Regions from separate parts of the Homo sapiens genome. Here regions 2 and 3 are each linked to region 1. A link is a contact called in ENCODE Hi-C data. All regions are on one chromosome and are shown on one strand. Each heading gives the region's core, a stretch centred on a gene start or an enhancer-like site at or near the end of the contact. The rest is flanking DNA. Distances are from core to core; before and after follow the strand shown.

Region 1 (4,430 bases), core at 990-3,489:
TGGAATCCAGAAAAGTAATTTTGATTGAACTACTGACAAGCTGACTGCGGTCTGGAAAAAAAAAACCACCACCATGTTTCACAGGTGCTTTTGTTGTTGTTCACCTTTGCCTACCAACTTTGTATGCTCAGCACTTAATGCTCACAGCAGAGTGTAGAACTAAGTCCATACTCAGTCATTGTCAACCAATGATGAAACAGCCAATGTCTAAGAGTTTTAAGCAAACATTTCAGATCAAATATTCTGGCTGACAGCAGCAGCACTGCCAGTAGCTGTATTTCTTCCTCTCTTCCTCACTGCAGAAACAAAGAGCCCTTGTGTTGCATGTGGGTCCTGCTTTAATAGTAAGCAGGGGCAGCAGAGAAAGAAGGTCCTGCTTTCAAGACTGGTGGAGCATGCAGGCCTGACAAAGTGTCATAAGATGCTATTTTGGAGGGAAGAAGAGAAAAAAAAAAAAAGACAAAGCTTTTTTAAAAAGTACCAAGAAGCAGTAGATTTGAGCTTGCTGAATTTTAATTAGAAGACTAGCAAAACAGGCAATACAGCCAGCTACTGGCAGGCCTTATCGCTGAGAGCAAAAACACACTGATCTTTCAAAGGGCAAACTGGTTTAGGGATCAATACACTCATCAGAGGGCCTTTTCTGACAGTCTGCAATTATAGCCATCAGTAATCAGTACCAATTTTAGAGACACTTTAAAAACCCAGCCATTAAGTCTAGATTTTTAAACAAAGCTCTGCTTCCTGGAGGATATTCTTGTGAACAGCATCAATGCTCAGGACATTAGCAGTTACTTTTTTAAGCTGGTGATAATCTCTACTACAACTCATCTTCCAGAAACAGGAGTCATCAGCTTTGCACACCTAGACACTACCACATCCTAAACACGGTTGATGAAATAGAAATTATCAAACTTTCCCACACTACTGCACTAGTCTGAAATTCTACTTGGGGAAGGGGGAGGAGAGTGAGAGGGGAAAAACACGTATGCCTAAAGGAGTAAGCTGTGACCTCCCATGGGCACCACCCCACATCTCAACATGATGGAGCAAATGAAACTGGATGCCATCAAAATAATGAGGATTAATACCATTTTCAAAGACAATCAAAACTCCCTGGTTGGAAGGTCCCATTTTTCTTAGCACAATTTATTAGTAGCAATAGTGGCATTAGTATCCACCGTGATATTCAGGTCCTACAGGTCCCCCAAATTCTCTACCTAGAAGCCTACATAGTCGTATTTTTCCTGACTGAGAGGGCTTCCTTTCCAATCCCTACTCACTCTTAACCTTATAGTGAAGAGATAAGGCCCCAAAGACAGTGATGATGGCCAATAAGTGGCTAAAAAGAGAGCAAGAGGAACGTTTTCCTCTGAGGTCCTCTCACAAAGGAGAGGGAATTCAACCACCCCAGCTGCCCAAAGACCCTACACTGCCTCCTATATTCAGAGTGCAGCCATCTCAGAAGTTAGAGAAGGCTTCTGGAATCTCGCTGGGAACACTGGTTGAGTCCACAATGATTGCGCACAGCTTGTGAGCTCTCTAGGCACAAGGAGCATTATTTAGTCCCGACCCACGGTCAGGGGAAAAACAACTGCCCAGGCTGGGAAGAAACTGCTTTGGGAGGCATCGCTGGACAGCTCCCGTTGTAGGAAAGTTCTTCCCTCTCGCCTGCCTTTCTGCCTCTTCCACCTGCCGGCAGTCAGGCCTCTGAAGCCCCACAGAGAAATCGGTTCCCTCTTCACCGGGTGGCCCTTCAAATACGCTCAGAGAGCTGTCGTTCACCGAGTCATCTCTCCCACAAGCGTGGCTGTGGCATTCTCAACCACATTTGACATTCCATGGCACGGGGTTTCTATTCTCCCCTTTCCTGCACCCTCCCCTAATTGTGCTCTTGTCAGGGCAAGGAAGTGCACACCCATGCCCACACGTAGGCGTAGAACCCAGGGCCTGAGAGCCCAGCGCGGGAGCTTCGGGTGGCCGCCCGGCCGCATTCACTGGGAGCCGGAGCCCTGACTGGGAAGCCCCGACTCCCCGCTAGCACAGGCGGTCCCGGCCACGGCGCGCTCACCACCCTCCTCCGTCACCTGGCGCTTGTTCATCTTCTTCAGGTCCCCGAAGATATCCAAGCCGGACGCGGGGAGATGAGCCCCCACGGCGCCCGCACGCACCATAGCAGGGTCTCCGGGGACCTAGCGGCCCGCCGGCTCTGGGTGGCACAGACGGCTGCGGAGCACCTGCCGGCCCCCGCCCACCGGCCCAGCGTCCTTGCGGCCACGTGACCGGCGACTCGCTTGGGCGTCTGGGAATCGTAGTCTCGCCAGTCTTGGGCACTGGCCAGCCAGGAATGAACCTGAAGGAAGAAAACTACCACTCCCAGAATGCTGCGGGGTGGGCACCTCGGCCAGTGAAGACCCGGGGCTCCTAGGGAGGGCAGCTACAGGGCTCCGGAGCCTTGTCCGACCCTTCGGAGGGAACATCGAGCAGCGAGTGACCCCGCATACCTCGGGGGGCAACTCGGGGAAGGGACTACTCAAGAGGAGCTGAATTTCCCGACTCTGGTCAGGCGCCAAGAGGACACCTAACTCCCGCTCGCAAATCACCTAGCCGTGTATCTTGGCTATTGGATGACTGCAGCGAGGAAAGGTGGTGCCTCTACGCTGGGGCGGGCTGAGCCGAATTGGGGCGGGGCCTAAAGATGGACTGCGGTGGGCGGGGCTTGGAAGAGGCGGGACTTTTGAGGCCGCTGAATTCTGCATTTTGAGTGGTACCACTTGTATGCAAGGAAGTATCTTTGAATGCCTTGACCATAATTGGGTTGCAATAGATATTAATTAAATGAATACATAACCACCTAATTTCATACACGAGAAAGCAAAGGCCCAGAAAGGTTCATTGACATGGCCAAGGTTAAGTGGAAATGAGTGGAATATAACTCAAAGTTTTAAATTTAGAAGTCCTAGATCATCACAGTTCTGATCCTAGATTACCTTTGGTTCATTCACTCACTCGTGTATGCATTATGCATTCTTTATTGTATTTATTTATCCACAAATCTTTATGGAGCACCTACCATGCACCTGGCCTTGTTCTAGGCACTTGAGAAACATCAGTTAACAAAACAAGCAAAGATTCTTGCCCTCATGAAGCTTATATTCTACCGAAGGCAGACATAATGGATAATTTATACGGTACCTAAAGGATGGAGGTGCTATGACAACAGGAAAAGCAGATAAGTTGAATGGGGAGGTCTGGGGGAAAGGATCAGGTTGCAATTTAAAATATACCAGAAGCTGACTTACCATGAAGCTAATGAAAGGTAAGTTCTGGGACCCTTCAATTGCAAAGGTGTTTTTCCAAGGTGTGGGAGAAACTTAACCATAGAATGTGTAAAACTTTCAAAAGCAAGATATTGCAATTGCTATTGGTTAAGAGTTCTGTTTCTTTGCATTCCAACTTCACCTCCATTACATTTCCCCTCCTGTTGGAGGGACAAGGAGAATTTTGGGGATCCAGCTAAGGAGGAAACGAGTTGGAGATACATTTGGTTTGAGTTTAGTGAATTTATTTATGTGGTTCATGGTCTTTCCTGCCATCCTCGTGTAAAAAATGGCTTCTGGGAATACTGCCATCCACTGGGCCAACTCACCTGGCACCGTGGCAGGAAGTCCCACTGGAAGTGGCATCTGATATGAAAGTGTTCTGCAGCACTTGACCTTGGAAATAAGTGGATGGAGAGGAAAAACAAGGTTTGAAATGTACAGATCCAGAAGCTAGTCTGTGTAAAATTCTTCCAAATATCAGATGTATAAAATTATAAGTGCAAGACACAGTGCTTAGTACATAGGAAGATATGGTGATAGTTAACCCTGCCACTAATAATTGCTGGAACTAAGGTGGCAGCACTAAAGGTTCAGAATCTGGATACATTTTGAAGAAAGAGTCTTCAGGATTTTTTGAAAGAATAAATATAGGGCGTGAAAGAAGAAAAGAGATTGAGGCTGACTCCAGGGTTTTTAACCTATGGAACTAGAAGGGTAGAGTTCCCCTCAACTTCAATGAGGAAAGCTGTGGGTGGAACAGGTTTGTGGGAATAGAGTAAGGGTCCAAAATGTGACCAATAAACCTAGAACCCAGTGTGATATCTTCACATCAGAACCTTTGGCCCAGCCTCCAGGCTCCTGCTTAGGTTGAGCATTGGGTGAGAAGCAACACAGGAAGACATTGGGTAGAAGTCCCTGCATATTGTCCAGTCTTAGACTAATTTATTCACCTCCATGAACCCTTTGCTCATCCACCAAATAAAAACCGTATTTGTTACAGCCACTTTGGAAGACAGTTTGGCAATTTCTTCCAAAACTAAGCATCCTCTCACCATATGATGCAGCAATTGCACTCCTTGGTATTTACCCAAATACCAGCTTGAAAAC
Region 2 (4,430 bases), core at 1,069-3,568, 1.5 Mb after region 1:
CTGTTTTCAGGATTGTTAGATCCTTTATTTCTTGCTAACTCCCCAAAATGAGTGCTCTGTTTTTCTCTGGTTTCCCAACAGATTGGCTTGGATACTTCTTATTGGACTTTTGTGAATGCTTTTTCAATTTTTGGAAGCATTGCACTTTATTTTGGCATCATGTTTGACTTTCATAGTGCTGGAATACATGTTCTCTTTCCATCTGCATTTCAATTTACAGGTTGGTATTTCCAAATTCCAAAAATAAATGTACAGACAAATGTCATTAGTTTAGATTTTGACATAACTTCTGTTAAGTAATAAAATATACAAGGTGGAATGGCTGGGCACAGTGGCTCACACCTGTAATCCCAGCATTTTGGGAGGCCGAGGCAAGTGGATTGCTTGAGCCCAGCAGTTCAAGACCAGCCTGGACAACATGGCTAAACCCCATCTCTACAAAAAATACAAAAAAATTAGCCAGGCATGGTGGCACATGCCTGTAGTTCTAGCTACTGGAGAGGCTGAAGTGGGAGGATTGCTTGACCTGGGACGTTGAGGCTACAGTGAGTCGTGATGGCACTGCTGTACTCTAGCCCAGGTGACAGAGCGGGACCCTGTCTCAAAAAAAAAACAAAAAAAACAAAGCACAACAAAACAAATATATACAAATTATTATTGCTAGTGAAAATTAATGTCTTGTCTGGAAATTAAATGGTGATGGTGGGTTGAAAGGGCATAACATGATGGGAGGAAGACAAATTAAAATAGCTTTACAATAGCGCTGTACGTGTGTTGAATTAGATAACTTAAGACTTAAAAGGCTGGATAAAAGCCTATTCTTTCTTTCCCATAAAACCTAATACTGGGGCTAGATGTGGTAGCTCACGCCTGTAATCCCAGCACTTTGGGAGGCCAATATGGGTGGATCACTTGAGCTCAGGAGTTTGAGACCAGCCTGGGCAACATGGTGAAACCCCATCTCTACAAAAAATACAAAAATTAGCCAAGCGTGGTGGCGCACACCTGTAGTCCCAGCTATTCAGGAGGCTAAGGTAGGAGGACACCTGAGCCCAGGAGGTTGAGGCTGCAGTGAGCCATGATCACGCCACTGCACTCCAACGTGGGTAACAGAGTGAGACCCTATCTCAAAAAAAAGTCAGAAGTCTTGATCACCTAACTTTGCATTTTTAATCAATGCAATGTCAACAAATGTGCTTTTTTTCCTTATTTGCTCACTTATGTAAATTTGCCTTGTTTCAAATAATTTACCTTCCCAATTTTGCTTTGCTTAGTCTGATTTTAAAATGTCTGTTCTTTGAGCCATAATGGATATTTTGGGGAGGCCAATCCAGTTGTAAAACTTTACCATAAATGATCTATTTATAGATTATGAAATATTAACTATGTTCTTTTTTTTATTTTATTTTTTATTTTTGAGACAGAGTTTTGCTTTATCACCCAGGCTGGAGTGCGGTGGCACAATTTCGGCTCACTGCAACTTCCGCCTTCCGGGTTCAAGCAATTCTGCTGTCTCCTGAGTAGCTGGGACTACAGGTGCACACCACCATGCCCGGCTGATTTTTTGTATTTTAGTAGAGACGGGGTTTCACCATGTTGCCCAGGCTGGTCTCGAACTCCTGAGCTCTGGCAATCCACCCACCTTGGCCTCTCAAAGTGTTAGGATTACAGGCATGAGCCACCACACCTGGCGAAATATTAACTATGTTCTTAGGAAAAAAGAACCACAGTGATGCATTTGCCATGTTCTTTACAGGCACAGCTTCAAACGCTCTGAGACAGCCATACATTTGGTTAACTATCATCCTGGCTGTTGCTGTGTGCTTACTACCCGTCGTTGCCATTCGATTCCTGTCAATGACCATCTGGCCATCAGAAAGTGATAAGGTATAAAGAATATAGTCCTTTCCCAACTCTGTCCCTCACAGAAACCAAAGCGTTTCCCAACAGCACGTTTCCTGCAAAATTCTAAGCTCATGGGAAGTTTGGTAAGAATGATTTTTCATGATTGCTTCTCTTTAACTCTATCTCACAAATAAGTCTTTTGGAATTGGGAGTTTAGTGTGCTTGCTTTTTAATACAAAAATTACCAAACATAAACAAAAAAGGGAGAACAGAATGAGCCCCATATATCTATCTCCTCAGTTTAACAATTACAGTATTAACATTTTGTCATACAAATCAGATTGGGTTTTTTTTCTTTATTTAAGAAAAATGTCACCTTCTGTAGCAGGATCCTTTGAGCTACAAGGAACAGAAAGCTGTGACTCAAAACATCTCTACAGTAGTGCGTCATCATTAATCATTAGTAGGCTTCAGGCCCAGTTGATTGAGCAATTTAATGTTGTCAAGAAAGGATTGGGCTGGTTCTTGCCATCTCTTCTCTCAGAAACCTTCATTATTAGCTTCATATGGATGCTGGAAGATGGCCAGAGCAGTTCTGGGTATCACTTCCTGACCTATCAGTGTCGGGGGGAGATAAGAGCCTATTCTGTAGCTCCTTAGGGGCCGTGGAACTTCTCACCCAAGGGCCCCAGTACAGTGCCCTCAGGTCTCACGTGCCAAAATTAGGTCACTTGCCCATTCTGGACTAGTTTAGCAAGGGAAATCAACCTGCCCACCGCCCATGAGAAATGTGGCTGTGAGGGGTTGGGGGGGGCAATCTGAATACAATCAATTTCCATTAGAAAGAAGGAGAGAGTAGAGGCTACTGAGGCAACCTTCAGTATCCCTCGGGTCTCCCTTTTGCAGTGCCAACAGTATGCAGTAACAACCCAGGAAAGAGGCCCTACTGAATTTTCTCTTTGACTGTACCCATCTGGTCTGAACTAGAAAAGGGCACTAGCTTCAGAGGAGTGGGAATCTTGGCTTTGCATTTTCTAGCTGTGTGACCTTGGAAAAGTTAAATAACCTTCCCTTGGCTTCAATATATATCTCCAGGTAGGTAGGTAGGTAGATCGATTGATCAATCAATCTATGTATAGATATAGAGAGATGGATATAGATTTATATCATCATATATATATGTCGATATAGATAGATAGATAGATAGATAGATAGATATAGCCAAGCACTGTGGTTCATGCCTGTAATCCCAGAACTTTTGGAGGCCGAGGCAGGCAGATCACTTGAGGTCAGGACCAGCCTGGCCAACATGGTGAAATTCTGTCTCCACTAAAAATACAAAAATTAGACGGGTGTGGCAGTGCGTGCCTGTAACCCCAGTTACTCAGGAGGCTGAGGCAGGAGGATCGCTTGAACCTGGGAGGCAGAGGTTGCAGTGAGCCAAGATCGTGCCATTGCACTCAAGTCTGGGTGACAGAGCGAGACTGTCTCAAAAACAAAAAAAAAGATATAGACACACATACACACACACACACACACACACACACACACACACAAGTGGGGACAGAACTGCCTGCATCAAAATGGGGCAGGTGTCAGGGGAGTTCATCAGTGTTCATTTCTGTCAACCGTCTGGCCAGGCCTCCTCCCTGGTGTGGATCTTATTTTCATCCCTCCCCATCTCTCCCCCTTGCAGATCCAGAAGCATCGCAAGCGGTTGAAGGCGGAGGAGCAGTGGCAGCGACGGCAGCAGGTGTTCCGCCGGGGCGTGTCAACGCGGCGCTCGGCCTACGCCTTCTCGCACCAGCGGGGCTACGCGGACCTCATCTCCTCCGGGCGCAGCATCCGCAAGAAGCGCTCGCCGCTTGATGCCATCGTGGCGGATGGCACCGCGGAGTACAGGCGCACCGGGGACAGCTGATCCCTTACCCCCAGGCTGGGATGCGGCCACAAAGCACGTCTATTTTTTTATGAAAGACTCTCAGGACTTTGTGTGTGTGTGTGAATTGCATTCATCACAAAGATATTGAAGACAATAAATAATCTTTATAACAAACTCCTTGGGTTGGACTATTAAACAATAGCAGAGCCAAGAAATAGGACTTTTAAAAGTCCTATTATTCGGCCGGGCGTGGTGGCTCAGGTCTGTAATCCCAGCACTTTAGGAGGCTGAGGAGGGGAGATCACCTGAGGCCAGGAGTTCGAGACCAGCCCAGCCAACATGGTGAAACCCTGTCTCTACCATAAATTAAAAATTAGCCGGGCTTGGTGGTGGGCACCCGTAATCCCACCTATTTGAGAAGCTGAAGCAGAAGAATCGCTTGAACCTGGGAGATGGAGGTTACAGTGAGCCGAGATTGCGCCACTGCACTCCAGCCTGGGTGACAGAGCAAGACTCTGTCTTAAGAAAAATTTAAAAATAGGCCGGGCATGGTGGCTCATGCCTGTCATCCTAGCACTTTGGGAGGCCAAGGCAGGTGGATCACTTGAGGTCAGGAGACCAGCCCGGCCAACATGGTGAAACCCCATCTCTACTAAAAATACAAAAATTAGCTGGAAATCGCTTGAACCTGGGAGGTGGAGGT
Region 3 (4,430 bases), core at 1,025-3,524, 1.3 Mb after region 1:
AAGCCATGCCTCAAGCATAGCAGATGCATTAGCAAATCTGGAAAGTATACCAAAGGTCAAGTTCAGGAAGTGACAGTTGTGAAAAATATTCATAACCCTCCAGCCACCCAAAGAGAGCAAGCTTACTCTGACCATGCAGATTCACAGAATCTATATGTGCTCTGACAAGATTTGCCATGAGATGCTTACATAAGTAGCCATAGTGATCAAACCAGGCAATCCGGGTACTGTCCACATGTCATAGTTACACATCATTAGCAAAAAATGGAGAAAATCAGAGAACAGTCCACGGCTATCATACCAGAAGTGCTATAACACCATATTCAGCAACAGAACACAGGGAACCGAATGGTGAGACACATTTACAAGTAGATACACTGACAAAAGCAAGTTAAGATTATGTATAAAATATTAGTTCCATGCATGTCTATATCCTGAGGTAATTTTAAATTTAAACATTGTTTTATGTCCAACTATAATTTTTTTCTTTTTAAATGGTTTTATTTTATGTGCAAATAATGAGCAGATGTTGTATCCATAAATTCTACTTTCCAAAAACAGGAGCTTTTTAACAGAAAACCACATAATAACTTTTAAAAGGCACTAGGATTCCTCTGCTTCTAGATCATTGCTAGGCTAGAAAAATAAAGTTTTTTCTACCAGGAATCAGAAGTTAGAACTGAGTATTCTCCAAAGTGGAAATTCTAGAGTGTAGTGTCACTCCAGGCAAAGATTATTCAGTTCTCATCCCAAACATCCACAACTACCTATCAGAAAGGTTAAACCAAGTTGAAACAGTCCAGCATAATTAGGCTTCATCAAACAATGTCATTATGCTCTTCTAAGATGCAAATAAACCAAAACAGGAAATACTAAAATCAAAATATTTGACACCGTCATACAAATTGTTAGTTCCTTGTTGTCTCCCCCCTTCTATAACATTAATAAAGTGAATATTTTACTGCAAAGAATATTTTATTTTATACATCACTAGCCATGATTTTTTGCCATTAGTGATTATACAAATGCTGTCTAGTCCATTATCCAGATGACATAACCATTTTACGTCCACAATTCACTTCTACAGTTATAAGTAGAATTTTCGTGATTTACATAAGTACACATATCAGTGAAGATTTAATACTGAGATGCAATCTAACATCCGTAATATCTTGTGTTTTGTAGATGGCAGTGTAGGAGAGATATATTTTAATCACTTTTCATTTAAATGAACTTATGTAAAAAATAAACTAATAATTTAGCAGTTCCAAGTCTCCAAAGGGCATTTTCAAATGTCCATAAAATAAATGGTTACAGAAATGTTTAAGAAGCATCTTCATGTCCACATCCTGTTGTAACTGCTGTACCATTTTCTCTTCCAACTCCTTCCCTTTGCCTGCAAGACGGGCTTGGGTAAGATGGATGCTTTGCTTGACTTCTTTGATATCCTGAACTTTCTGTAGCTCTTTATTTTTCTTCAATCTGTTCATTATAAATTTAGCTTGGTGTTTCTGTTTGATCTCTTCAACTCTCTTCATTGCATCAATAGTTTTATTCCATAGCTCTCGCTGGTATTTGATAAGTTCATTTCTATGTTTGTCAAATTCAAATGAATTATCTACTGTAAGCTCTTTACCAGCTGCTTTCTGGAATGGTTTGGTCCGCCTAACTTTGCGAGGATTGCACTTCTTTTTAAAGTGTTTATGACATTTAGATTTACAAAATCCGAACACTTTGCAATCGTTGTGGATGAACAACATGTCATAGCCAGGGTAGATGGGCCCCGAACAGAAATAACACTTCTCGATGCGCATGTTGAACCCGTGTGGTTCCCCACTGACCACACGCTAAGCTTGAGAGCCCAACTACAATTTCTTTTTTGACTTTTCATTTTGAAATAATGATAGAGTCACCAGAAGGTTCAAAGAAAGTGTACAGGGAGGCCCAGTGTACCCTATACCTAGCCTCCTTCAGTGGTGGTAACATCTTGAATAATTACAGTACAAAATCAAAATCAGGAAATTGACATTGAAATGCTCCACAGAGCTGATTCAGATTTCATTGTTTTTATAAGCACACACGTGTGTACTTCTATACAATCTTATTACGAGTGTAGCTTCCTGTAACCACCAACACAATCGAGATACACAACTGTGCCATCACTACAAGGCTGCCTCATGCTGTAACTGCCCAGCGGGTTCACCCTGCTCACTGCCTAGACAGAGCTGTTTTATCAAGATAGGGGAATTTCTACAGAGAAAGAGTCATTCATGCAGAGCTGTCTGTGTGGGAGACCAGAGTTTCATTATTACTCAAATCAGTCTCCCTGAGCATTCGGGGATCAGAATTTTTTTTTTTCTTTTGAGACGGAGTCTCGCTCTGTCGCCTAGGCTGGAGTGCAGTGGCGCAATCTCGGCTCACTGCAAGCTCCGCCTCCCGGGTTCATGCCATTCTCCTGCCTCAGCCTCCCAAGTAGCTGGGACTATAGGCGCCTGCCACTGCGCCCGGCTGATTTTTTGTATTTTTAGTAGAGAGGGGGTTTCACCGTGTTAGCCAGGATGGTCTCGATCTCCTGACCTCGTGATCTGCCCACCTCGGCCTCCCAAAGTGCTGGGATTACAGGCTTGAGCCACTGTGCCTGGCCTATTTTTTTTTTTTTTTTTTTTGAGACAGAGTCTTGCTCTGCCGCCCAGGCTGAAGTGCAGTGACGCGATCTTTGCCCCCTGCAACCTCCGCCTCCGAGGTTCAAGCCATTCTCCTGCCTCAGCCTCCTGAATGGCTGGGATTATTGGCGCCTGCCATCACTCCCAGCTAATTTTTGTATTTTTTAGTAGTGACGGGGTTTTGACATGTTGGCCAGCCTGGTCTCAAACCCCTGACCTCAGGTGATCTGCCCGCCTTGGCCTCCCAAGGTGTTAGGATTACAGATGTGAGCCACTGTGCCTGGCCAAGTGTTTAGCTTTTTAAGAAACTGATATTTTCCAGAGTGGCTATGCTATTTACATTACTATAAATGTAGGGAAATAGATAATTTTCTCTCAATCTTTCATAATTCTTAGTTGGGATGGGCCACTGTAACAAAAAACAGATTAAAAAGAGACAAATAAACAGAAGATTATTAACATGTATACCTCGTGTAGTATACAGGGAGATACCCAGAGAAATTGGTAAATTTCAAAGAGGTGGCTTTGAACTCACACTTAAATGCCATGTCTGCTGAAACAAAAAGAAGGGTGTAGGGAAAGTTGATTATGCTCAGGAAAAACTGGCAAATAAGAGTAAGATTTGTTATGGAGATTTAAGTCAGTGCCTTCTCCATCAATAAAGGATAACTGTCTCCAGTGACTTAGAGTCATCCTGTCCTCCTGGGGTAATGTGGATGATAAGGTAACTTCCACTCTGTTTTCAGAGCTTCTCCTGTGGTTGCAGTTTCCCAAAATAATCAGCTCAAAATAGAGAGGGGAGAGGAGAGAAAGAGAAGGAGAGTTATCATAAGGAATTGGCTTATGTGATTGTGGAGGCCGAGAAGTCCCACCATCTGCCATCTGCAAGCTGGCAGCTGGGGAAAGCCAGGGGTATCATTCAATCTGAGTCCAAAGGCCTGAGAACCAGGGGAGCTGATGATGTAAACTGCAGTCTGAGGGAAGGAGAGAGTGATATTCCAGCTCAAGTCATCTGGCAGAAAAGAAGGACCAAATTCAGGGCTGGGCGAGGTGGCTCACGCCTGTAATCCCAGCACTTTAGGGGGCCGAGGCAAGTGGATCACTTGAGCTCAGGAGTTTGAGACCAGCCTGGCCAATATGGTGAAACCCCATCTCTACTAAAAATACAAAAATTAGCTGGGCATGGTGGCATGTGCCTGTAATCCCAGCTATTTGGGAGGCTGAGGCGGGAGAATCGCTTGAACCTGGGAGGCAGAGGTTGCAGTGAGTTAAGATCGCACCACTGCACTCCAGCCCGGGTGACAGAGTGAGACTCTGTCTCCAAAAAAAAAAGGCCAAATTCTCCCTTCCTCTGCCTTAAAGCCCTCAACAGCCCATTGAGGAGGGTGATCCACTCATAGACAGAATTGGAAATGACGTTTTGCCAAGTATCTGGGAACCCCATGACCCAGTCAAGATGAAACATAAAATTAACCATCACAAATGCTAATGATCAGATATAAAACGGGAAGTGGGGTAGGGAGTACTTAGAGGTGGGGGGCAACAGTTGTCACTGCAAACAGGATGGTCAGGGAACCTGGCCTGAGACAGTAACATGTAGATCTGAAGGAGAGAGTAGGGGGCTTGAGAAGGGAAGTAACTCACCCATGACCCTCACCCTTATCCACTAACTCCTAACTCTGTGTTCTCTCCCTGATGATAGCTGGTTGTTTTATTTTCATAAAGTCGTGAGATGTTAGAGATGGAAGTGACCACTGGGGATGGCCA

The links. Hi-C counts contacts between places; a loop is a spot of excess contacts on that map. Pooled maps may share reads with other maps.
Region 2: a loop to region 1 is called in a pooled map, with 5 times the contacts of the local background. The contact joins the enhancer-like site here to the promoter of SEC11C in region 1. A Hi-C loop is called at or near these places in 3 of 168 maps with a recorded cell type or tissue (CD4-positive, alpha-beta memory T cell, gastrocnemius medialis and naive thymus-derived CD4-positive, alpha-beta T cell), 1 of 37 single-sample maps with no recorded cell type and 9 of 50 pooled maps.
Region 3: a loop to region 1 is called in a pooled map, with 9 times the contacts of the local background. The contact joins the enhancer-like site here to the promoter of SEC11C in region 1. A Hi-C loop is called at or near these places in 6 of 37 single-sample maps with no recorded cell type and 8 of 50 pooled maps.

Annotation. Positions count from the first base shown.
Region 1 is chr18:59,137,693-59,142,122 of GRCh38, reverse strand. It overlaps SEC11C (SEC11 homolog C, signal peptidase complex subunit), which reads right to left and starts at 2,239. Exons shown (of 6, transcript NM_033280.4): 1 at 2,088-2,239. The coding sequence starts at 2,174. RefSeq lists enhancers at 415-464, 2,380-2,479, 2,560-2,649 and silencers at 2,200-2,339, 2,760-2,809.
Region 2 is chr18:57,647,824-57,652,253 of GRCh38, reverse strand. ATP8B1 (ATPase phospholipid transporting 8B1) reads left to right here. Exons shown (of 28, transcript NM_001374385.1): 26 at 82-220; 27 at 1,757-1,887; 28 at 3,542-4,430. The coding sequence ends at 3,766. The region is part of intron 2 of ATP8B1-AS1 (ATP8B1 antisense RNA 1); the gene reads right to left. Among named protein-coding and RNA genes, the nearest start is that of ATP8B1-AS1, 20 kb to the right of the region's middle. RefSeq lists an enhancer at 2,321-2,470. Within about 2 kb of position 2,318, at least 3 of the 41 ENCODE cell types and tissues checked have a DNase peak (open chromatin) inside an H3K27ac peak, as active enhancers do.
Region 3 is chr18:57,835,860-57,840,289 of GRCh38, reverse strand. It overlaps the pseudogene RSL24D1P11. Among named protein-coding and RNA genes, the nearest start is that of ATP8B1, 35 kb to the right of the region's middle. Within about 2 kb of position 2,274, at least 3 of the 41 ENCODE cell types and tissues checked have a DNase peak (open chromatin) inside an H3K27ac peak, as active enhancers do.